Linked DNA regions of Mus musculus: all the other regions are linked to region 1. The links are chromatin loops, found by intact Hi-C in ENCODE. Cell type or tissue: left cerebral cortex. All regions are shown on one strand.

The links. Peaks named below come from ENCODE experiments on the same cell type or tissue, not always from the same donor. Only the 100,000 strongest peaks of a DNase experiment are listed, where the experiment ranks them.
Region 2: a loop joins it to region 1, with 2.9 times the contacts of the local background. A loop is called at or near these places in 2 of 42 quality-filtered maps.
Region 3: a loop joins it to region 1, with 2.7 times the contacts of the local background. A loop is called at or near these places in 6 of 42 quality-filtered maps.

What each region holds. Positions count from the first base shown.
Region 1 is chr5:33,029,044-33,037,043 of GRCm38, forward strand. It overlaps Gm29892 (a long non-coding RNA gene), which reads left to right and starts at 2,135. Exons shown (of 4, transcript XR_868337.1): 1 at 2,135-2,258; 2 at 2,496-2,585. In left cerebral cortex, CTCF peaks have their summits at 3,300 (motif pointing left), 4,386 (motif pointing left), 4,387 (motif pointing left) and 5,267; DNase peaks (open chromatin) are centred at 1,548, 3,215 and 4,369; H3K27ac peaks cover 1,594 bases.
Region 2 is chr5:32,744,844-32,752,843 of GRCm38, forward strand. All of the region lies in intron 3 of Pisd (phosphatidylserine decarboxylase), which reads right to left. Among named protein-coding and RNA genes, the nearest start is that of Gm52771, 15 kb to the left of the region's middle. In left cerebral cortex, CTCF peaks have their summits at 1,695 and 3,004 (motif pointing left); DNase peaks (open chromatin) are centred at 1,046, 1,580, 3,002, 6,606 and 2 more places; H3K4me3 peaks cover 1,449 bases; H3K27ac peaks cover 2,997 bases.
Region 3 is chr5:32,973,737-32,981,736 of GRCm38, forward strand. It overlaps Depdc5 (DEP domain containing 5), which reads left to right. Exons shown (of 43, transcript NM_001170567.1): 37 at 81-189; 38 at 1,581-1,808; 39 at 5,649-5,818. Among named protein-coding and RNA genes, the nearest start is that of Ywhah, 41 kb to the right of the region's middle. In left cerebral cortex, no CTCF peak of the experiment used is centred here; a DNase peak (open chromatin) is centred at 3,662; H3K27ac peaks cover 3,725 bases.

The DNA of each region.
Region 1 (8,000 bases):
CCTAGCCCAGTCTTTGAAAGACTTGAAGGTCCCTGCTTCCCCCATATCACTATGTTGCTTTCATATGTGCACAGAAACAATTTGAAACTTCAAAAGGATCTAGAGTTGTTGAAGAGGAGACATCTTTGATAAGACCCCTCTGCTTGCCAGTCCTCTGTCACTCTTGATTTCCTTTGCCTTTTTAACGAGTTTGGCTTCTCAGTGTCCTGCCTACATTCTCCGGCATGTCCTGAAATGAGGGCCTTAATGCTTTTCCTCTGAGAAAGGATCCTTTGTAGGCCAGGCCACACAGGGACAGTGGAAGCAACGGCACCAGATGAAGTGCAGCTGCATCACACTTGTTGAAGCTGCTCACTTGACTTTGTGTGTGTAACATGTTCACGGAGTGCACACACGTGTGCATATTGATATCAGGTACTTTCCTCAGTCACTCGCTGCCATAATTTTTGAGACAGTTTTACTGAACCCAGAGCCCATTGGTTAAACTAGAGCAACTAACTAGAATTAGCCTTGGAGTTCTTCCTCTCTCTGCCTCCCCAGGGCTGGGATTAAGGCATGGGCTGTCACTCCTGGGTTTTTTTTTTTAACGAGTTTTTTGAGTGATAAAACAGGCTTTTGTTCGTGTGGAACCGTTACTTTATTGACTGAGCCTTGCCCTTCTCTCTTTTACACAAATCTTTCCTGATCCTTCTGGAATGACTTTCTTCTGCACTATTCAAATTCTATGCTCTCTCTCTTGAGCCCATCCTTGACCCCTCTTGTGAGCCCATTTTGGGGGTCTAGGACTATGGCTCTTTACCACACAGTGACATTTATCATTTCTTCTCCACTCAATAATCTCATTGGATTGCTACTACATAGTAAGCATTGGGTGGATGGCTTGAGATGCCTTGGTCAATTGACACAGACACGAGTCTTGTTACAGGGCTAAGGTGGGATTACATGTGTATATGTGTATGTGTATGTAGATACAATAAGAAAATGAAAATGACACTCAGGTTTTCTCCTATTGGGACACAACTCACAGTTTATTTATGTAGAGGTTGGAATTTCAGGAAAATGACCAATGAGCCATTCAGATGGCTCAGCTGTTAAAGGTGCTTGCACCAAGCCTGCTGACCTGAGCTTGATTCTTGGAACCCACGTGATAGAAGCAGAGAACTGACACCCACAAGCTGTCCTCTGTCTATATGTAGACTGTGGCATGAGTATCCCTCAAATAAATAAATAGATAGATAAATACTTTTAAAGGTGACTGAAAAGAATCTTCTGTTTCTCTACCTGTCTACTGATAAACTATTTGCAAGACTTACATTTGGCATCTCTTCTAAACTGGAGGTGTGGTCGTAAGTCCTAGCCTTTTAGTTTGTCTTTGGTAGTCTCTAGAGACATTTCCATTCCTGAGATCTGCTCTGGGATGGTCCCCACCTTCCTGGCCTTTTCCTCCTGCACTTCCCCTCCCCACTCCCTTCTGTTCTTTAATTTGTCTTTTCTGCAACTGCCCTCTTCTTTCTTCACTTTCATGGCCACCCCCTGAATTCCACTAAGATGGTTACTATAGAAACACATCTCCTGGAAGTGACATCACTCATTTCCTAGGCAACTGTTTCTAGGGTAGTGAATATTAGATCACCATGGCAACTCTTCAGGAGTATACTTCACAGTGAAATGGGAAAACGGAATATTCATGTATTTCAGGGGGTTGGGATGAATCCAGGGGGAATACACACACACACACACACACACACACACACAAAGGTTTCAGAAGAAAGAGAGCCGTGGTTGCTTTGGAAAAAAAAAAAAAGGGAATGAATGTGAGACTGGAGAAGAGTAGAATCTCTGAGACCAACCCTGTCTCCTTCCTAATAACTGGGCTGATCATCTAGCATGTCACCAAGTTGGGGTATTTGAGAGTGAACAGGGATACCATTACTACTATGCACAAGTGACATGAATACTTGATCTTCCCAAGCAAATCAGGGTATATGATCCCCCATCCACAGCTATGCAGGTGCCTGGACTTATTTCCTCACCTATGGCTTAATCCAACAAGCACGGACTCAGCTATTTCTGTGTGTGGCGATTTGGGATACCACAGTAAGCAAAACCAGCCCAGGTATATGTTGTAATGGGATTCACAGTCGTGTGTGTGATGGGAGAAGGAAATCCCATAGTTATTCCAAAACATGCTGTGATACAGATTATGTGCAGGATCCAACAGGGAAGATACCCAACTTTAGGGGAAAGCCTATCAACAGGTATTGGAAGCAGCTAGGGGAGGAGGCTCTATAGCTAGGGATGAGGCAGAGGGTATGTGTGAGAGGGAAGGTTGGCAGAGGAATTAGCAGGGACAAAGAGAGTCCTCAGAAAGCAGGAGGGGGAATGCATCTGGGCATAGTGGCTCACATGACTTCCAGGACTCAGGAGGCTGGAGAGAAAGGCATGTCATGAGTGTTCATTCAACAGTAATTGGAATCTCTTTCTTGTGTTTGCAGTGAAACCTTCGCTTAACCAATGGCCCAGGGAAGGAGAGCAGTATGTGCCGATTTATGTCAGTGGCTGCAGTGGCTCCACAGCCCTGTGAGGTGAGCTGTTTACTGATCCACGTCACAGGAGGGAACCAAGCCTAGAGAGAGAGAAAGAGAGAAAGAGAGAGAAAGAGAGAGAGAGAGCGCAGAGCTTGCTGAGTCTTGCAGCACCAATCCTTATACATGGCTTTACTCATGAACTCACCGTTTTCTCTCTAGATGGTGTTTCTCCAGTGTCCTTAGTTCCTTGGTGGAAGAAAGGAAGGGAAGCCAAGCGCTAAGCCCAGGTTCTCTTAGGCTAGCCACCGTTGCTCTCCACAGTTATCACTGTGGGCTGAAGATCTGAGGGCCTGAGAAGTGATAAGATTCTCTCAGTTTCGCAGAGTGTCACCAAGGAAGTCTGCCTTGGAGAAGCAAGTTTCCCAGGAGGGGGACAGGTGTGGGAGACTAAGTGTGGCTTGGTGTCTTGCCTTTCTTGTCTGGGAATGGGACAATGGCATCTACCCCACAGCCTGTGGTGAAGCTGGCTGAGATGAGTTAGGGACTTGGCAGGGTCTCCCACTGTAGAGCATAACCGATAAGTCTAAATGGTTATTAGAATTAGGGCAGGAGAGCAAGGGGTGTGGACAGAGCACAGCAGGCTTGCGGGTGGAGGTGGGGGAGACGACTCACCAGCTGGCTCCCAGGAGAGAGAGAGAGTGTGATTTGGATCCATCCTTCTCATTCCTACAGTGGAGAAAGAGGCTACGCCTGGCCTCTTGTGGCAAAGGGAGTTTGTAGAGAAAGCCTGGAAGCAAGTAGGTTGCATCCATGAAGATAAGACCCGAGTGGGGTGGCGCAGAAAGCCTGGCTCCTTTGCCTACTTGTGGTCCTATGCCTAGCAATACTAATAAACTACGGTGGTTTCCTGTAGCCTCTAGTTATGGCCCCTTAAAAGCTAATACTACCCGAGACTTAGAAGGAGTGAATAACTGTGACCCCACCACACCCCACCACACCCTACTGCACCCTACCACACCCCACCACATACAAGGCTTCCGCAGTCAGGGTTCAACCAAAGAAAACAGTGCCCTCAGAAGACACCTGAGGAAGCGACTGTGGGTCTGAAATCATGAAGTGGAGGTTGGAACTCTCAGGGACCTGAAGATGTTATCCTTAGGCAGATTTTTTTCCTTCTAAATGGAAACCTTAGTTTTGATTTTAAGGCTTTTCCACTAATTTCATCAAGCCCATTCTGTATGTGGAGATTTCCTTCTTTATTTACAGTCAACTGATGAGGGACCATTATCTGATCCTACAAAATACTCTCTCAGAAGAACATGGGCTAAGCCAGGTCTCGGCAGCTTGTGGGATGTCTTTTTTTTGTTGTTGTTGTTGTTTTTTTTTTTTTTTTCGAGACAGGGTTTCTCTGTGTAGCCCTGCCTGTCCTGGCACTCACTTTGTAGACCAGGCTGGCCTTGAACTCAGAAATCCGCCTGCCTCTGCCTCCCGAGTGCTGGGATTAAAGGCGTGCACCACTACGCCCGGCTCTTGTGGGATGTCTTACTGATTCCTTACTGCATGCTCTGATAGAGTTCCACACACAATCCAGATAACACTCAACATGTTCTCTACAGTAGATATTCTTCTTGTCTCTAACTTCACAGAGTCAGCCTCAGGGAGGACATATTATCTGGCTGTGAACATTCACACACTACAACCCCTCCCATTTAGCTTCTCTGCCTCTGCATGTCCCTCTTTCTGATATGGGGACATTCCTGCAACTCTGGACCTCCTTGCCTTGGCTCCATCTGGCCTCCTGGGGTTAGGAAGTAGCTGCTCCAGCCTGGTAGGTACCACTTTCCTAGGCATTTGCTGCCACCTAGTGGGCTCGCTGGTGTTCACCACGCTCCACCGGAAGGCAGGAGCTGAGTTTGCAAGAGAGTTTGAGGGGCAATGATGAACGCCCCATGGAGTGTCCCCTGGCCCCAATTCAGATTTTTGTAGAGTCCTGGGGATGGGAGTGGGGTCCTAGAAGATTTCTTGGAATTTTGGAGATAGTGCATTTAAAAAAAAAAAGATTTATTTATTATTATATGTAAGTACACTGTAGCTGTCTTCAGACACACCAGAAGAGGGAGTCAGATCTCATTACGGATGGTTGTGAGACACCATGTGGCTGCTGGGATTTGAACTCTGGAACTTCAGAAGAGCAGTCGGGTGCTCTTACCCACTGAGCCATCTCACCAGCCCGAGATAGTGCACTTTTGATACGCTATACTTAAGGCGTGTCCAACCTTTTGACAGCGACACCACTTGTCATCCACAAAATTTCCTCCTGAGAACCTCCTAGACTGCTTTAAGCTGGGTGATGCTGGCGTGCAACCTCAATTCCAGTACTCAGGAGGCAAAAGCAGGCAGAGCTCTGAGTTCCAGGGCAGCCAAGGCTACACAGAGAAACCCTGTTTCGAAAACAAACAAACAAACAAACAGATGAACCTTATAGTTTAAGCTAGTGTACGATTTTTGTTGTTGTTGTTGGCCCACATTCTTAATTATTCTCCACAGCCGCATGTGGCTCCAGGGTTGGATACGCCAGTGGGAGTCGTGGGGGGGAGGGGGGTTACAGCCCGGCCCACTTTCAAGGAGGAGAAGAGAACATGAGGCAGTAGGAGGCTCCTTGAGCAACCAACCCCCTCTTCCTGTCCTGCCCACTAGGCACCGCACACTCACAGGGCATGTGCTACCTGGTGTAGCCATGAGGTGGCAGCTTCCAGCCACTTAGGGGCAGGAGGGAATCCTGGGAGAGATGCTTCATCAGCTGAGTTCTGTGCAGTTACAGGACTGGATGGCGGGAGGCACTCGCAGTTAGTGTGCCTGAAGGGGGCTGGAGACCAAAGCTGTCAGTCACTGCAATACCTGCAGCAGTCAAACTGACAGCCAATCAATCCTGCAGTCATTTTAGCCAACCAGGACAGCCAGTCTAGTTAGATTAGTCAGTCTTTGGCCTAGTCGGCAGGTCTGCCAATCTGGTCTGCCATTCTGTTAGCTTCTAGCTGGTCTTATCAGCATATCAGTCAGTCAGGACACCAATGGCCCCATATTTTCTCCATCAGACCCACAGGTGTTATTGTTTTTGTTAGGTGGTCAGCTGGTGTCCTATGCTCTATTGCTGCATAGAGACATCATGACCAAGGCAATTCTTAAAAAAAGAAAGCATTCAGTTGGGAGCTTGCTTACAGTTTCAGAGGTTTAGTTCATTGTTCATTATCATTCATTATCATCATGGCAGGGATCATGGTGGCCTGCTGCAGGCCATCTCTGGAGCAGTAGCTGAGAGCTACATCCTGACCTGATCAGTAACCAGAGAGAGAGAGAAAGAGAGAGACAGACAGACAGACAGAGAGACAGAAAGAGAGACAGAGACAGAGAGACACTGGACCTGGCTTGGGTTTTTGAATCCCCAAGTCCACCCCTGGTCATGAACTTCAGATCACACCTCCTAATCCTCTACTCCCGGGTGACAACAAAGCATTTAAATATGTGACCTTTTGAGGGCCATTCTTATTCAAACCACCACAGCTGTCCATCAAGCCCCCCCCCCCTCGTGATAGGCTAGTAGGCTAGTGAGATGGCCCAGCAGGTGAAGAAAGACGCCTGTTACCTAGCCTGGTGAGCTAAGTTTGACTCCCCAGAGCCACCTGGCAAAAGGAGAGGACTGACTCTCATAAGCTGTCCCCTGACTCCCACTGACTCCCACAAGTGTGCCTTGGCCACACACACACACACACACACACACACACACCTGCACATAAGACATACATACAAAATAAATAAAAATGTAAATTAAAAAGGCATTTCTTTTTTTTTTTTCTTCTTCTTTTTTTGCTTTTTCGAGACAGGGTTTCTCTGTGTAGCCCTGGCTGTCCTGGCACTCACTTTGTAGACCAGGCTGGCCTCAAACTCAGAAATCCGCCTGCCTCTGCCTCCCGAGTGCTGGGATTGAAGGCGTGTGCCACCACGCCCAGCTTAAAAAGGCATTTCTTAAATGTAGCTTCTTGCATGTGCTGACCTTGCAACTGAGGGAGAGGAGGGTCCAAAGGTGTTCACAGGAAGAAAATATGAAATGGAGACCTTGGCTTTTCCGGATCAGAATCTTCTAGGCCCTTAGGGAATGGTGGATGGTGAGGCCAATACGATCTCAAGGTGGCACTTGGGGGCAGCTGAGATGCCATGTCCCTGTCTGGGCTGGGTGGTGTTTCCAAGCTCAGCCTTTGACTCTGCAGGAGGGAATCTGATCTGATCTGATTTGGACTAGTGATGCCTCCTCCCTTTTCATCCTGTGTTGAGTACAGCATGGGTTCGGATCCTGGCCCTTCCAGGGACGCAGGAGAGCCTGAGTCTATGGTGAAGACAACATTAAAACAAATTATTTTTGAGATTTTTATTTTTTATTTTTATTTTTTAAAGATGTATTTATTTATTTTATGTCGTATATGAGTACACTGTAGCTGTACAGATGGTTTTGAGCCTTCATGTGGTTGTTGGGAATTGAATTTAGGACCTCTGCTTGCTCCAGTCAACTCCATTTGCTCCGGCCCAAAGGTTTACTTATTATTATACATACGTACACTTATCTGTAGCTGTCTTCAGACACACCAAAAGAGGGCATGGTTGTGAGCCACCATGTGGTTGCTGGGATTTGAACTCAGAACCTTCGGAAGAGCAGTCAGTGCTCTTACCCACTGAGCTTTCTCACCAGCCTGATTTTATTTTTATTTTATGTGTGTGGCTGTTTTGTCCTCATGTATGTGTGTGCACCATGTCCATGCAATGCAATACCCATGGAAGCCGGAAGAGGGTCCTCTGGAACTGGAGTTAGAGACAGTTGCTGCCGTGGGTGTACTAGTGACTGAATCTCAGCCCTCTGAGGGTGCAGCCAGTGCTCTGAATGGAGGAGCCATTCCTCCAGGCACTGATGACAGACCTCTTAGCTTTGTTCCTTGCACTGGTTCTGCCTCACTGCATTTCTCTGTGCAACCCCTTAACTGATTTGGACCCCAACATTACCACGAATGCTCTGTTGTGGTATTTACTGTGTGGTATTTACTTTCACAAACTTAGAATTGAGGAGGCCATAAGCCCACTGAAGTGGAGAGATGGCCTGCATTGAAACCATACACAGTTCCCTCCTAGGAGCCTAGGGTATGTGCCCTTGTGCACATCATAGCTTCTTTCTGGCTTTTGTGGTAGTGGGGGGGTGGGTGGGCATGTGCTCTGTTCCATATTCCCCAAGGACTGACTCTTAATGTGGAAGGAAAATTCCTAAGGGAAGCACCTAAGGATATTGTGGAATTTTGTCCAGCTACAGTTTAGAAACAGGGAACAGAATCTTGCTTTTTTTTTTTTAGTTGAACACTGATTCTTCTCTCATACAATACATTCCAACCAGAGTTCCCCCTCCTTCCATTCCTCCCAGCTCCACCCCCCCCC
Region 2 (8,000 bases), 280 kb before region 1:
CCTTTGCCCACTTCCCTTGAGACTCAGAACAAGGTTATAACCAAAGTCCGACTAACCTTAAAAACCTTAACTCCTACCTCATGCCTGTGGCCCCCAAGTCTTACCTCCCTTTCTAGCAAGGGAATACTGTGAAAAGACAAAAGGGGTGATTCTGAAAGGGGAGCCCAAAATATGAGCCAGTTCTGCCCAGTACGTAGGATGTAAGGGCCACTGCAAGCACACGGGGAGGACTGTGAGGACATGCTGTTCTGGGGCTCACAACCATGTCCTTCTCCATCCACCACTGCTTGGGACGAGGCAAGGATACTTGGTCCTCAGTGGAATGGAACATTCCAACTTAAGTCAACAAACGGAGCAGCCCAGTTAGCAGTTATTATAAGTGTGTATGGGTGTGAGGGGTGAGGTACTGAGTGGGCATGTGTGTGGGGGGGTGGGTGGTACAGGTGTACTCTCCGGTTTGTGCACACCTCCTATTTCTGACTTGGTAGGTTCTGGTCTGGGCAGATGAAAGGCAGGCAGACTCCAACAAGCCCTTCCTGGGCAAGAGACCCGCAAAGCCCAGATCATGCATCTCCTGCTCCCTTTAACTCATGGCCCCACCCTACAGGTCTTCGGCCATTTCTACCTTAGCTTCCTGAGGCAGGGCCTCCTGGCAGGTGTGCCCAGGGAGGCAGCTAACTCCTTTTGCCTCTATTCCTGGGCTGGAGGTAGACAGACTTCATAAGCCACAGACAGGAAAACGGATCCTCCCCAGGCAAATCCAACAGTTCTTCTGGGAAGTCATAAGCATGGAAGAGGGGACAAGGAGAAGGCTAGATGGCCTGTTATCAGGTCAGCAGCTGAGGGTGGGGTGAGAGAAAGGGACAGACAAGTGTTCTTCAATTTCTCAAAAATAAAGAAAGAAATCTTCTCTTGCCCCAAGGCAGAGACAGTATGTCATCCATTCCTTGCCCTCTGAGGTTAAGTCTACAAGGATGCTTCCCTCTACCAGGCTGAGGCAGCACAGGAGAAATGCATGCTGGGAGCCCAGGGCCACCCCCAATGCCTGCCTGTACTTCCCACACTTCCCAGCATCTTGCTCACTTCCCTCACTTCCTGCCCAGCCTTTTGGGGACTAGAGAAGCTATAGGATGTGAAGGAAATGAGCTCAGGGAGACCAAGTGCGGGGGCGGGGGGGGGGGCGGGGGGGGTTCCCTGGGGGGGGCGCAGGAGAGCAAGACCACCCAAGGGATTTCCCAGGCCCTAACTATGAAAGAGCCAACTACATGTGCTAGAAGGCACTCCCACCCAGACCTCCCAGCCTCAGGACAGGGAAGGAAAAGAGCCCTGAAAAGCTTGCCTGATGCTCCAGGTCCCACTTGTGGCTTCTATCAGCTCAGTCACTCCCGAGACCAGCCTCACTCCAGTTTCTGGGCTCTGGTCTTCAGGTTCTCTAGCTTTGGCTAGGTTCTGAAGCGTTAGCCTCAGAGCAGGCAGGGGCTCTGGTTCAAGCTGAGGGCGGGGGGCAGGCGGAGCAACACTAGACACTGTTAAAGCTAACACTCCCTCTGAGCTCCAAGCCAAGCAACAGAAGCCCGGAGGGCCCTTTAAGAGGAGGGGCTACAGCCTGGAGAAAAGAGGAAGAGGCCAGCAGGGGCCCTGGCCCCACCCTGTCATAGCCTCCTGACTGACCAAAGACTGACCGCTCCCCACTCAACACCCAGCAGAGCCACAAGGGCCCAGCACTCTCCAGAGGATGCCTCCTGGGAGTTCAGGGACCCTGGATCCTCAGCATCTGGCTGGCTTCTGGCTTCAGCCCTTGTCATCAACCCTACAAGACAGAGGCCTTGTAAGGACTGTCTTCTTCACTCCAAAGCTACTTCCGGCATCCCCTCCAGAAGTTCTACAGATGCAGTAATCCTTACAATTTCTTCCTACACCTGATCCTGAATTAACAAGGTTAACCCTGGCAACTTCATCTGTCCCCCAGGGCCATAAAACTCTGACACATAAAGCCCAGACTCTAGAGGTAAGGTGGATGGATGAACAAGAAAAGCTTCTAACAGCCACCACTCACCCACAGCCTAGAAACCAGGCAGTGCTTTCAGAGCTGGGAATACCTTGTGGAATTCCTCTTTTCTTTACACTGAAGGGGAAGATTCTGGACTGCAGTCAGCAGACCATCCATAGCCTGCCCCACTGGCATTCAACTAACATAAAAGGATAGGAATGGGCCTAACATTTTCTAGGGAAAGAGGAAGATCTACTGGGGGAAATCAACATTCTATCAAATGAACTTCATTCATGTCTATGTAGTCAACTCAGCAATGGCCAAGTGGGACTTAGTCTTTCATGCTAGACTAAAGGGTACATCTACAGCCCCTCTGACCACACTGAATTTCACTCCCCTGATTTCATAACCTGATTGGAACTAGATGACATCCTGTTAAGAGGACTTAGGGACGGGTGGATCACAAAGCTGAAAAATCACTGACATTGTTTAGACACAGTGCCACACACCTGTCCTCTTCACCTGGATCAAGCACAAGCAAGCCTTATGTGACAAGCTCAGGGATGACGCTATGGCAGAGGCAAGCAGACTTTCTAGCAGACTAGAGGGCTATCCTGTGAGACTTTCATGATATTATTCCACACCCACACCACACCACGGGGCTGGGGACACAGAATGCACAGAAGCTGCCTTCATTCACTCGACCTGTGCACCAGTAGACAGTCCTAATTAGTCCCTGACCTCTGAAGATTAACTGGAGTCTGGGGCAGTGGCTCAGTTCATAAAGCACTTGCTTTGCAAGCAGGAGACCTAAGTTCGATCCCTGAGGACCTGGACACCACATGTCTTTTTTGTAAGCAAACACCTTTAGGATTTCAAATGATAGTTAAAAGATGATTTTCTTTCTGGGGAACCCTACCCCATCATAAGATTAGCTTACTACATAGAGGTCCCTTTGGGATACCCATGCCCTTCTATTCTGGGCCTCTGCTGGCTGAGACTGCCACCTAGTGCCAATGAGAGGCTTTACAGGCTTGAAGACCACTTAGTTGCCAACAACCGAAGACAAGGGATCTGGAGCTGCTTAGTAGAGCACAGGCTAAACCCAAGATGGGTGACTTTCGTGCGTTCCCTGTTTGTACACTGTCTAATGCTCTGTGTCAGGGATTAAATGTAGTTGAGGGACAAGGATAGCAGGTGCTCACAGTCACCTCTTATTACCAAGTGTCCAGAGGCACAGTAAATATGGCTGCTATCTCTGAGTAGCACAAGAAGTCACAGGCAGGTTCATTTTCTACATGTCCAGCTAGAAAGCCTGGGCAAGCATGAAGTATTCTCCACACAAGATCCTCTCAGTCCTCCCCAGTTCCTCTTTTTTGTTCAGAAATGTCTCTTAGGAACCTCACCATAAACAACGTCTAGAAAAGCCTGCAGCCCAGGGCATTCACCTCCACGTTGAGTGTTACATGGATCCTGAGATGGCCTGTGCTGGGGCAGGATAAGCTCAGCAGAAAGCATCCCATAGCATCCCAAGCCTCCAAGTCATCACTGGCCAGCCTAGGACAGGCCTCGTTTGTTCCCAATTTTATTTTATGCCATCCTGTCCTATTCTATTTCTGTCAAGATACCTAGAGTCTCAATCAGTAGCCAGGTTAGCCTGGAACTCACTAAATAGGTCCCAAGTGGTGTTGAAATTGTGGCAGCCCCCCTGCCTCAACCTCCTAAGATCTGGATTATAGGCTGACTTTGTTTTTAAACTGCACATGTTTAGACACAGGCCTCAGCTTTCCCACACAATGCCAGGGTGGCAATCTCCCAATGGTACAGAGCTGTGCCTCAGCTGAGGGTGTCAGGAAAAGAAATTAGACTGGAGCATGGGTTGGAGGTTGGCCACACGGTGGACAGCCTGAGCCACCTAATAGAGTGGCTGCATGTCTCAGAGCCATGGGTCCCGCACAGAAGCAGCAAAGGTAGGGCCTGGAGATCCCTGAGAGTCCTTTCTCCTCTAGAACTCAGTTCTCCGAGGACAGGTCCCGCAGTGTCAGAGAACTGCTCCAGACAGTGGCACTGCCACAGAGGCCAAGCAGGTAAGTAGGTTTTCCACAGCCAAGTTCACTCCTTGCCCATTTAACATGCACAACTGTTTTCTCAGCACCTACCGCGCACTCCTTGCCTACACATACATACACAGCCTCATCTAACAACTGCAGAAAGTCAGCAGCAACCCTGCTTCTAAATAACACGGCTACACAATTTACATTCACTTCAAAGCTGTCGGAGCATGCGAAGTGCTGCCCACAGCTGTGCACATCTGTGTGAGACAGCAGCACCCTGAGGTGTGGGGAAGGAAGGAAGGAAGGAAGGAAGGAGTGCCAGGGGAAGCACCTGGGTCCTGCCTCCCTGTGAGGCAGCTGAGGCTGATGGTAAAGATGCAGGGCTAAGTGGGTGTCCTTGACCAGCATCCCTCAAGTCCAAGCTTGGCCTCCGCATTGCTGTCTGCACCGCTCTTCAGACCATGTTTACACAAAAGGCCCAAGATCAAGCCCAAAGTAAGCATCCCTGCTTATGTTTCTCGAGTGTATAGGACAGTATTTTAAAGCAAGAATTTATAGTGCTTTTAAAAAATGCAAAGAAAAATCAAATACAGCACATGGAGATAAACCAAACATCAGTATTAACAACTCCCGGGCAGAGGCATTCCCTGTAACAGCCGATTTTCTTAACTTTTTTTTTTTTAAATCTTATTTATTTTACATGTATGAGTACACTGTAGCTGTCTTCAGACGCACCAGAAGAGGGAGTCAGATCTCATTACAGATGGTTGTGAACTACCACGTGGTTGCTGGGATTTGAACTCAGTACCTCTAGAAGAGCAGTCAGTGCTCTTAACCGCCGAGCCATCTCTCCAGCCCCGTTTTTCTTAACTTTTGTATTCCATACAAAAGCGTTCACAGGGCTGGAGAGATGGCTCAGTTGGTACAGCGCTTGCCTGAGTTCAGATCCCCAGGATCCTCATAAACAAAACCTGGTGGAAAAAAACCAAACCAAACCATAAAACCAAAAACTAAGTGTGCTGCAATGCACCTGGACCCCAGGGACGACAACCTAAGAGGAGGATCTGTCTCTGTAAGCTCACTACATTGGCAAGTTCCAAGGCAGTGAGAGACCTTGTCTCAAAGAGTAGAAGGAGCCCAAAGACTGACACCTGAGGCTGTCTTTTGATCTTGACCACATTGCATTTTTCTGTGCCTATACAAAACCTGTTCCTACCCACAAACATATACATGAATAAAAGCATGCACACTAAAAAAATAAAAGACTACACAGGAGGTTTACATGTGTAATCAAACACATGGGAAGCTGAGGCAGGTAGACCATCAATTTGAAGCTAGCCTGGGCTACACATGGAGACTTGCATCTCAAAAATAAAAACAATGAGGCTGTAGCACTTTGAGAGCTTTTCGGCCTACTGTGGGGTGATGAGAAGGCCCTTCACAGGCTCACACTCATCTGCACGCTCCGTCCCCAGCGGCTGACCTGTTTGCAAGGCTTAGCATGTGTGCTGCTGGGGTTGGACTTAGAGGTTTCAAAAGTCCAGGCCAGGCCTACTCTGTCTCTCTGCCTGCCTGCCGCCTATGTGTCAGGATGAAAAGCTCTAAGCTGCTGCTCCACACCATGCCTGTCTGTTTGCCACCATGATGACAATGGACTAACCTCTGAAACTGTAAGCAAACCGCCAACTAAATGCTTCGTTTTGTAAGAATTATGGTGGTCACCGTGTCTCTTCACAGCTATAATGAAGGGATCTATTAGGTCCAAGCATGGGAAACAGCTCCAACAAGTTTCGCCTTTCACCTTTCTTCTCCGTACTAAACAGATTACATTTTTAGCCCCCAAGGCCCATTCCCTTATCTGGCCACTGACTCACTCCTGAGACAAACCTCCAAGGTCCAACAATCAAACTCATTACTTGGCTAATACGTTTAATCAGGACTGAGCAACTCATCTTAGCACAGACTCTCCCTTTTCCTCTTTAAAACCCCTCTCCTGAAGACAACCAAGCCCACCTGCTGCTTGCGGTCCCCACACACCCCACCCCTGTAAGAAATCTTTGGGCTGAGAATTTGGTGTCTGGATGTATCCTGTGACACTCTGGGGGGCCTCCGTCATCCCTTACAAATAGCACAGTAATTAAGACACTTCCCTCTCCTTTCTATTTTGTATGAGTGCTGTGTCCTAGAAGCAATGCATCTTGGATAAAGAAATTTTAGCTGCTGGTGGTGGTGGCAAACACTTTTAATCCCAGCAGAGGCAGACAAATCTCTGAGTTCCAATCTAGCCTGGTCTACAGGGCAAGTTCCAGGGCAGCTAGAGCTACACAGAAAAACCCAGCTTGGGGGAAAAAAAAAACTCAAAAAAAATTTTTTTTAGATTTTTTTTTCATGTGTTTGGTATGCATGTATACACATATATCACATGCATGCTAGAATTTGAAGAGGGTGTCTCTGGGGCTGGGGAAGCCGTGGAGCTGTAGGGAACAAAACTGGAGCAAGAGTGGGACTGAGCAGTGTCCAAGCCCTGCAAATCTATTCCTGAAACTGGCTGGAGTAGGATTGCTATCCTCTATCCAGGAGCCTGCAGAGCCCCAGCCCTTTCCTCACCAGAGGAACATGAAACTGGTAGCCAGGCTAAGCTTCCTCTTCCCTTACAAGGTTCAGCAGTACCTAGAATTCATCCTTATGCAAATCCCCAGGACCCTGGCCCCAGCCAATGATGTACACTCACTCCCCAAAGGTTTAAATAGCCTTTGTTTTCCCCTTTAACCAAGCTGCCTCACTGAAGCCTGTTTCTAGACAGCCCAGAGTCTGTTGTTGGCTCACTTGATGCTTGAGGTCTCTATTCCTGACACCCCACCCCACCCCATCCCATTTCCTGCCTTACTTCCCCAGGTAGGATTCACCGGTTGTGACTACAGGCTGTCGTGCAGGGCAGGGAATGATGGGTGTCAGATCCTCTGTGTTAGCATTAATTAGGCATTTCCACTGGCCTGCTCTCAGGGACCTAGTGGTAGCAGTTTACATCATCATCTGCTGCTGTCAGGCACACCAGGTGCAGTGCATAAAAAGGCCTTGGCCACCCCCAGATCTGCCTGCCTGTCTGTCTTGTCTGATCTCTCTGTCTCTCATGTTCCCACTCCAAGCTGCTCTTTCACTCTCCCCCATCTCCCAATAAACCTCTTGCCATACATCTCAAGTGTGGCTTGATTTCTTAGCTGCACACCTAGGCACACACCCACCAAAGGCACTCAGGCCACTTTATCCTACACTCTGGAACTGCAGTTATGGTTGTGAGCCATCACCATGCTCACAGCTATGCTGGGAAGCACACCTGCTTTCTCTGCAAGAGTAAGTGTTCTTAACCATTAAGCCATCTCTCTAGTCTCCTAATCTTGTATTTTGAGACTGGCTTCTCACTGGTTTAGAGCTCACGGATAGGCTAGGGAGCTGGCCAATGGGACTCAAGGGCTGATCAGTCCCCACCTCTGCAGCACTGGGTTACAAGTGCACATTACCATCCTGCTTTTTATACCTGGGCTCTTATCAGAGCCAAAGTTATGGTTTGGGTTTAATTCCTGTGTCTAAAAGATCCATGAAACAAAAATGCCTTTAACTTGTAAACCCCTTCCTCAAGAACACACACTGGAGGCTACTGTTTATGAGATAGCGAGGCACATGTTTTTACTCCGACCCAACCACACTGGATGGGCTTCATCACATGTGTGTGGAAGTACGAGCAGAAAAGAGAGCAGGAGGTATGCTTGCCAATTGGATATAGGCCGGAGGTATGCAGGCAGAAGTATGGTGGATAAATGCTTGCCCCTGACTGGACTTGAAAGGAAACACACGCCCTTGTGGGTTTGCCTTTTTAAGCCTCTGCAAAATGTAATGGCAAGATGCTATTTTCTGGAAACCCAGGAATGGCCCTGGCCATCCTGTCTATCATCCTGGCC
Region 3 (8,000 bases), 55 kb before region 1:
ACCTTGACTGCTATGTACAAGCATGGGCTGCCTCTGAGATGTCAGCTGCAGGAATTTCAGGTTTTTATTGTCTTTCCTAGAAAATGCTGGAAGAGCAGCTCATAACGCATGCATCTGGTGAAGCATGGCGGACCTTCATCTATGGCTTCTATTTCTACAAGATAGTAATGGACAAAGAACCGGAAAGAGGTCAGAGCCAAAGTACATACAGTTGCCACAGGGGCGAGTGCTTTTCCTTTCTCTAACATCACAGTGCATCCTGAGCTCTGTATGTGGCTTTGAGTTGACACTCTGTTAACTTCTTTCAGCATTTGTATGTATTTTAAGCATAAGTGAAAAACAATGCTGGTTTTTCAAAAAGATTTATTTAGCTATTTTTACAAATGAGAGAGAAGGAGAGAGAGAGAGTGAGAGAGAGAGAGAAAGTGTGTGTGTGTGTGTGTGTGTGTGTGTGTGTGTGTGTGTGTGTGTGTGTGTGTGTGTGTGTGTTTACCCCATGTATTTGCAGGTACCAGCAGAGGCCAAAAGATGATATTCAGTCCCCTGGGGCTAGAGCTGCAGGCAATTAGCTATGAGTCACTGTGTAGATGCTAGGAATTGAACATGGGTCTTCTGCAAGAACAACCAATGCTTTTAACCACTGAGCCATCTCTCTGACCCCTTCTCTCATATTCTTTAAATTATCCTCAAATTATTTATAATAACTAATAACTACTGCTATATTATATTGTATTGTTCAGGAAACAAGAAAAGTTTACTCATATTCAATGTAAATACTCTCCTGCCCCCCTCCCCCAAATACTTTCCATGTATGTGATTGACTCTGTAGATGTACAGCTCATGAGTCCAGCGGGCTGAATGTGTGCATTTGCCTGGTTATTTTGGTTCTGTGCACATGAGGCAAACACTCTGCTTCTTATCAATATTGTAGTCCCACCCCTTTTTAGTGAAGAAAAGGAATTCTCCAATGGGAAACAATTCCTAGCATGAGTATATCTAGCTTGCATAACTCTGGCAACACCAAGGACTCAGACCAGCCTCCGTAGTATATGAATTTCAAATGCATGCGGACTGGCTGGAAGTGACTACTTCTTCCATCTGGTAAGTCACTTTTCACCTCTGGGTCCACACCTGATATGGTATAGCCAGTGCCATTGATTGCACTCTTGTCAAGACGGTGTCTATTTTTGTCTTCTAATATGAAAAGAAAAGAAAAATCTACAACAGTTTATGCCCTGAAATTATTATGAGACTGATAAGATTTTTAATTGAATTAAAACTTACATAACATAAAATTAGCCTACATAACAAAAGCCACTAGCAGTATTGAACAACCACTACTTCTTCCTTATTAGCTGTCATTGCCCAACCCCTCTGTTTCCAGCCACTCACTGTGTAAGCACTAGTAGCTTTTTGTTTTCTAAATATGTCATGTGTGTAGAGTCATATAATGTAGGCTTTTATACCTGGCTCCTTTCACTTAGTACAATGTTTGCAAGGTCTGTCTGTATTGTAGCATGTATCAGTCAGAAAGTAAGCATTGTGATAAGGGACCCTTTACTTCCCCTGCGTTTTCCCAGTGGCTATGCAGCAGCCCTCTGCCCCCTGGTACACAGCAGGAGCGGATGACTTTGCCAGCTTCCAACGCAAGTGGTTTGAGGTGGCCTTTGTGGCAGAAGAGCTTGTGCACTCTGAGATTCCTGCCTTCCTCCTGCCCTGGCTACCTAGCCGGCCAGCCTCTTATGCAAGCAGACACAGCTCCTTTAGCCGAAGTTTTGGAGGACGGAGCCAGGCAGCTGCGCTGTTAGGTAAGTTGTCTTTGGAGTCTGGGGATAGCAGGTAGCTGGAGAAGAGTGGTTGCTAGCCCTCGAGCATGTACAGGCCCTGCTTAGAACCACAAGAAAATTGTTTGTGTGTGTGTGTGTTTGTGAGAGGGTCTCCCTGTGTGATTCTGGCTGACCTACAATAAAGATCCACTTTCTTTTACTGGATTTAAAGCAGAGGTTCTCAACCTGTGGCTCATGGCCCCTTTAGATGTCAAATGACTTTTTCAGAGTGGTTGCCTAAGACCACTGGAAAACACAAATATTTACAAAATTAGTTATGAAGTAGCAACAAAAATGATTTATGATTGGGGGGGTTACCCAATATAAGGAACTAACTGTATTAAAGGGCCATAGCATTAGGAAGGTTGAGAACTGTTGGTTAAAAGCATGTGCCATCTTGCAAACAAGAAAAAATAATGTTTCTAAGTACAGCTGGCTGTGGTGAGTTCATCTTTTCATCCTAGCACTTGGGAGGCAGAGGCAAGAAAATATCTGAGTTCAAGGACAGCCATAGGTCTCAAAACACCAAAAAAGGGAGGCGGGGAGCTGGAGAGATGGCTCAGTGGTTAAAGAGCACCAACTGCTTTTCTAGAGGTTCTGAGTTCAAATCCCTGCAACCACATGGTGGCTCACAGCCATCTGTAATGGGATCCAGTGCCCTCTTCTGGTGTGTCTAAAGACAGCTACAGTGTATTCATATACATAAAATAAATAAAATCTTTAAAAAAAAAAGTAAAATTTCTTTCTGGCCAGATGAAGTTAGTAGTACATAGCCATAATCCTAGCCCTTGAGAAGCAGACGCAGAGCAGGGATTATGAATTCGAGGCCAGCCCAGGCTGCACAGTGAGGCCCTGGCTCAAAAACCTAACCAATTCATTTATTTGATAAATAAATAATGTATAACTTCAGCACTTGAATTTTTCCTCAGGGAAATAAACCTAACATGGTTTACAGAAGAGAAAGGCCAGAGTTCCACTATTACCTTTGGTTTGATTGGGTTTTTGTTTGCTTTACTGTTTGGGGATGGCTTTTTGTTTACTTGTTTGTTCCTTTTTTAAAACTTCTGATGCTCGTTTGAGGTAGCAGCAGAAAGCTGCTGTGAAATGCCTGATGTTGATGCATGTACCCTTGGCTTGGCCTGTGGTGGCTCCCACTTCCCCATTCTTATTTAAGTCACTGGGCTGGGATGCTACAGAGGCATCCGAGTCTGGGGAAACAGCACCACGTACCTTCTGCCAGAGCACGGACCTTCTAGTTTCCTATGACAGTCTGTTAGATCTTGAAGTCAGGAGAGACTGTTGCATTCTTTCCAGACTTTTTCCAAAGCATTCCTGGTGAATGAATGTAGGTGGAGCTAGCTAGTTTCTTTTTTAAAAATTCCCTTATACCTGTTGAGACCTGCTCTATTGTGAGGCAGCTCTGGTTGTGAGAGCTGAGCTTCAGGGTTCTTTCTCCTCTGGTGATACTGATCTGCTCTTTAGGTCATTAATAACCCCCTAGCATGCTAAGCTTGTGTCTCCTCTGGTCTTGTGCATATTGATTAGAGTTCCCATGTAGTTGCAGCTTTGTCCATACTGAAAGCCTTCTAGAAGCATCTGCATTTGTCAGATCTTACCCTGGAAGTACAAAGCCAGTGCTAGAGCAATCACTACTTGGCTGACTAGTACATTTCCTTGGGTGGCCCCCAGACTCACCTATTCTGCACTTAACAGACCTGATCATAGAAGAGAGCTGTTGGAAGTCACTGCTGGTGTTTATCCCTTGCCTTTGGTTTTGTGACAGGCTTTCTGACTCTGGAGGAGGATACTCACAGTGTGCCAGCCCAGAGAACACAGCTTTCTGTGGTGTGGAGTGTTGAATAAATTGCTCCTGAGAGTGTCATAAAGTAGGAACATGAAGCCCAGACAGAATCTAGCTTTAATTCATTTTAGTATCAGAGTGAACAAGTAGGTACCAAATGTGCCTCAAGTGCTCAAAAAGCCACAGATAGACCTCACTTTGAGCATTAGTGAGGCTCATGTCATAAACTAGAAGGAAAGCATAATGAGACAGAGAAAAGAGGAGACACAGAGTGGCCAGAGGAGAAGGCAAGTGAGGGAGCTTTATAAACCTTTCTGAGCTGTGTATTTCTTGACTGGGCTGCCATATCAGTTTGCAGACAAGGAATTAAACCAGGAGACATGAAGTACAGCTTTCAGAGACACGTGCCTGTGGCTAGAATTGCAGAAGCTTGGCTCTTCCAGCTCCAAATCAAGAGCTGTGCCCATTCTGCATGCTCCAGGACTGGGAGAATGTCGGTTTTCTGGAGCATCACTCACAACCCGAGCTAATGCGCTGCCTTCCAGTAGCAGCACATTAAACTTCCTGATACAGGAGCCACTCACAGCTTCCACCTGCAGAACCCAGACCCAAGCTGGCTCTTTCAGATAAAGAAAAAACACGAGGAGTAGCGATAGGAGAGCAGACCCTGATTTATAGAAAACTTCAGTATACTGGCTGTGGTTATTGCCCATGTAGGCCAAAGCCCTTACGAGGTTTCATTTCCTGAGGAAATACTGTAGGACCTAATACCTTCCTGGGCTAGAACCAGAAAGTAATGCTTCCTCCGCACTAGTCTGGGCTGTTTTTCCTTTTATCTGTTTGTGGGTCGCTGAATTCTGAAGCTCTTGTGTACAGCCTGGTTGAGTTTCTGAGTTTGTGATAATGGTTAAGATAACATCCCTCTCTCATAAAAGAAAAGAATGGATTGGCCCAGGAGTCAAACTGTGGCATAATCGGCTAAACCTAGCTTATGATTTGCTTTATAACTGGCCCTCCTTTTTATATATTTACAAGTATTTGTGTGTTTGTGCATATATAGAGGCCACAAGATAGCAATGGTGTCCTGTATCACTGTGTGCCTTCTCAGTCCTTTGAGGCAGGGTCTCTTCCTGGAGCTTGTATTTTCTCAGCTAGGCTGGAAGCCAACAGGCTCCAGTGATCCTCTTACCTCTGCCTCCTTTAGAGCAGTGGTTACAAGTGCGTGGGACACCTGGCTTCTATGTGGGCACTAGGGCCTGAACTCTGAGCTTCATTGATTGTGCAGTAGGCACTCTTAAATGATAAGCTATTTCTCCAGCCCCCAGATTTTGTTTTTTGAGACAGGGTCTGACTATATTACAACAGTGTCCTCTAACTTACATTCTTCCTCCTCCCTAAGCCTTCTGAATGCTAGTATTACAGAGTTAAGCTACCATGTGTGACTATAATCACTAATTTTCTTAGATAGAATTTTAGCTCTCCAGCACAGTTGAGCAAAGAATTCCCATAGTTCCCCTGCCTCCTCACACTCAGTCTCCTTCATTGTCAACCCCCATCAGATGACATTTGTCCTGATCCACGAACCTACATGGATTCACTTTCATTACCCCAAACCCATGATTAGGGGTTTACTCTTGGTATTGTGCGTTCTGTGGGTTTGTATAAATTTACAGTGCTGTGTTTTCTGCCATAGCAACATGAGTCACTAAGATTTCATCTGTTCTTATAAAGTTATATTGGAACATAGCTGAAGTCATTCTCTCATGTGGTGTCTATGGGGCTTTTGTCCTGCAGTAGCATAGCTGCTCACAGACAGCTCAGAATGCCTGAAGTGTTTATTATCTAACAGCAAGCAGAACAAGTGTTTTCTAGATCTCTGGGCTGTTGACTAGTGATTTCCAGAGATAGAAGCCTCTGTTGGGCACTTGTGTAATTTCATACTTATGGTGACTCTTGTCCACTCTTCTCTGTTACCCCACTCCTGTACCTCTCTGTGTGTGTCCCACTGTGTGCTGACACAGCTGCTACTGTCCCAGAGCAGAGGACTGTGACCCTGGATGTTGATGTGAACAACCGAACGGACCGGCTGGAATGGTGCAGCTGTTACTACCATGGAAACTTCTCTCTCAATGCCGCCTTTGAGATCAAGCTACACTGGATGGCAGTGACTGCCACAGTGCTGTTTGAGATGGTGAGATCCCTTACTTTCAGGCAAGGGGGTACTTTGTAGAGGTTCCTTCACTTAACCTATTGACCTGTAGGGATAGCCTTAGAACACTAAACACAGGTAAGTTCAGAGTATTGACTAGTGTTTCTTCTTCATCTTGGCAGTACTGACACTCAGCCAGATAATTATCTATTGTGAGTGACTGTGTGCCCAATGTAGGTTGTTGAACAGTATCTGGCCTCTACCTATTAAATGCTGGTAACAAACCCCTGGCTGTGCTAACCAGAACTTGGAATCACCAGTCCAGAGGGAAAAGCAAACCTCCCCTTCCCCCTTGTGTCCTGGGACTTCCATCTAAAAGCAGCCATCATGGTCACCATGTTGGCTAAAGGAGAGTCTGTGTATCTACAAAACAGGAATGGGAGGCTGGCCATGGTGGCTCACACCTAAAAAAAAACAAACAAAAAACAAACAAAAAAAAAAAAACTCAGCAAAAGAATCCCCACAAGTTCAAGGCCACTTAGCTACATATAGTGAGTTCTAGATTGGCCTGGAATACAGAGTGAGAATGCACTTATGCTGGCATGCTGGATACATATTGTTTACATTTTGTTTTCTACTGTATATCTTCCATACCAACACAAGTCAATCTGCCTTGTTTTTTATTTGTTGAATTTAATTTTTTGGGTTTTTTGCCTCATTGGTTTTTTTTTTTTAATTATTTATTTATTATATGTAAGTATACTGTAGTGTGTCTTTAGACACTCCAGAAGAGAGCATCAGATTTCGTTACAGATGGTTGTGAGCCACCATGTGGTTGCTGGGATTTGAACTCAGGACCTTTGGAAGAGCAGTCGGCACTCTTAACCACTGAGCCATCTCTCCAGCCCTGCCTCATTGTTTTTACAATGAGGCTACAGAATATTCTAGTATTTATTTATTCCAGTTTACCTCACCAATTCCCAGTTAGTTAATATCACTGGTTTTAACTTACCATTCTTGAAACAAGGGTGAATTTGTCTTCTGGGGGCATTTGGCTGTATCTACAGATATTTTTGCCAGCTCCACACAGGGGAGGATTTGATATATTTTTAGCATTTGATGGACAGCAACCAGAGTTGACAGTATTAATGAGCAAGTCCCTCAAAGAAGTAACTGGCCTACAGTGTCACAAGAGCCAGGGTTAAGGAGCCTTGCTGGACGGCCATCTTACCTGTCTTTTCTCCTGCTATTCTATCCTGACTGGCCTTTGGATCCTGTGCTATGAATCCAGCCCACAGCACTGCCCATCCCCAGCCTCAGCACTGTAAAATAAGCAGGCTCTCCTTAGCCAGGCTGTGAATATCTTCTCAGAGGCCTCCTTAGCCATACTCCGCTCCTCCTTTCATGCACAGAAGAAATATTTTCATGCGTCACTTGAGCCCCACTGTCCTCTAATACCAGCCCAAGCATTTCAGCACATAGCTAAGGACAGCTGGGAAGTAAAAAGAATTATTTAGTGAATGCTAAGAGATCTCTTAAGAGAAGTAAGTGCAGCACAGGAGAGAGTTGTCATGAGTTTGTAAGCTGAGCCTGCCTGGCGATGTTAACACACACCTTTAATCCCTGCATTTGGGAGGCAGAGGCAGGCTGATCTCTTTGAATTCTGGGCTTTCTAGACTACATAGTGAGTTCTAGGACTGCCAGGACTACACAGAGAAACAGAAAGTCTTGGTAGGTGAGGGGAAGTTTATAAGCCTAATTTTGTCTTATAAAACATGGAGTCTGGGCTGGTGAGATGGCTCAGTGGGTAAGAGCACCCGACTGCTCTTCCGAAGGTCCAGAGTTCAAATCCCAGCAACCACATGGTGGCTCACAACCATCTGTAATGAGATCTGACTCCCTCTTCTGGTGTGTCTGAAGACAGCTACAGTGTACTTACATATAATAAATAAATAAATCTTTAAAAAAAAAAAAACCATGGAGTCTTGGGGATGGTCTGTTAGGTGTCTGTTAGGCATTGACTTTTTTGTATGCCTTAGTATCTTCAAGGACTGACTCCTCCCTTGAAGAGGAACTTTTCCAAAGAGCATCCATAATATCCAAGTAAGGGGGCAGAGTGTCTAGGGAGATGAGTGGCTCAGTAGATAAAGTCCTTAATTGTACAAGGTTGAGGATGCTCAGATCCTCCATGAAAGCACCTACATGAAAGCCAGACATAATTGCA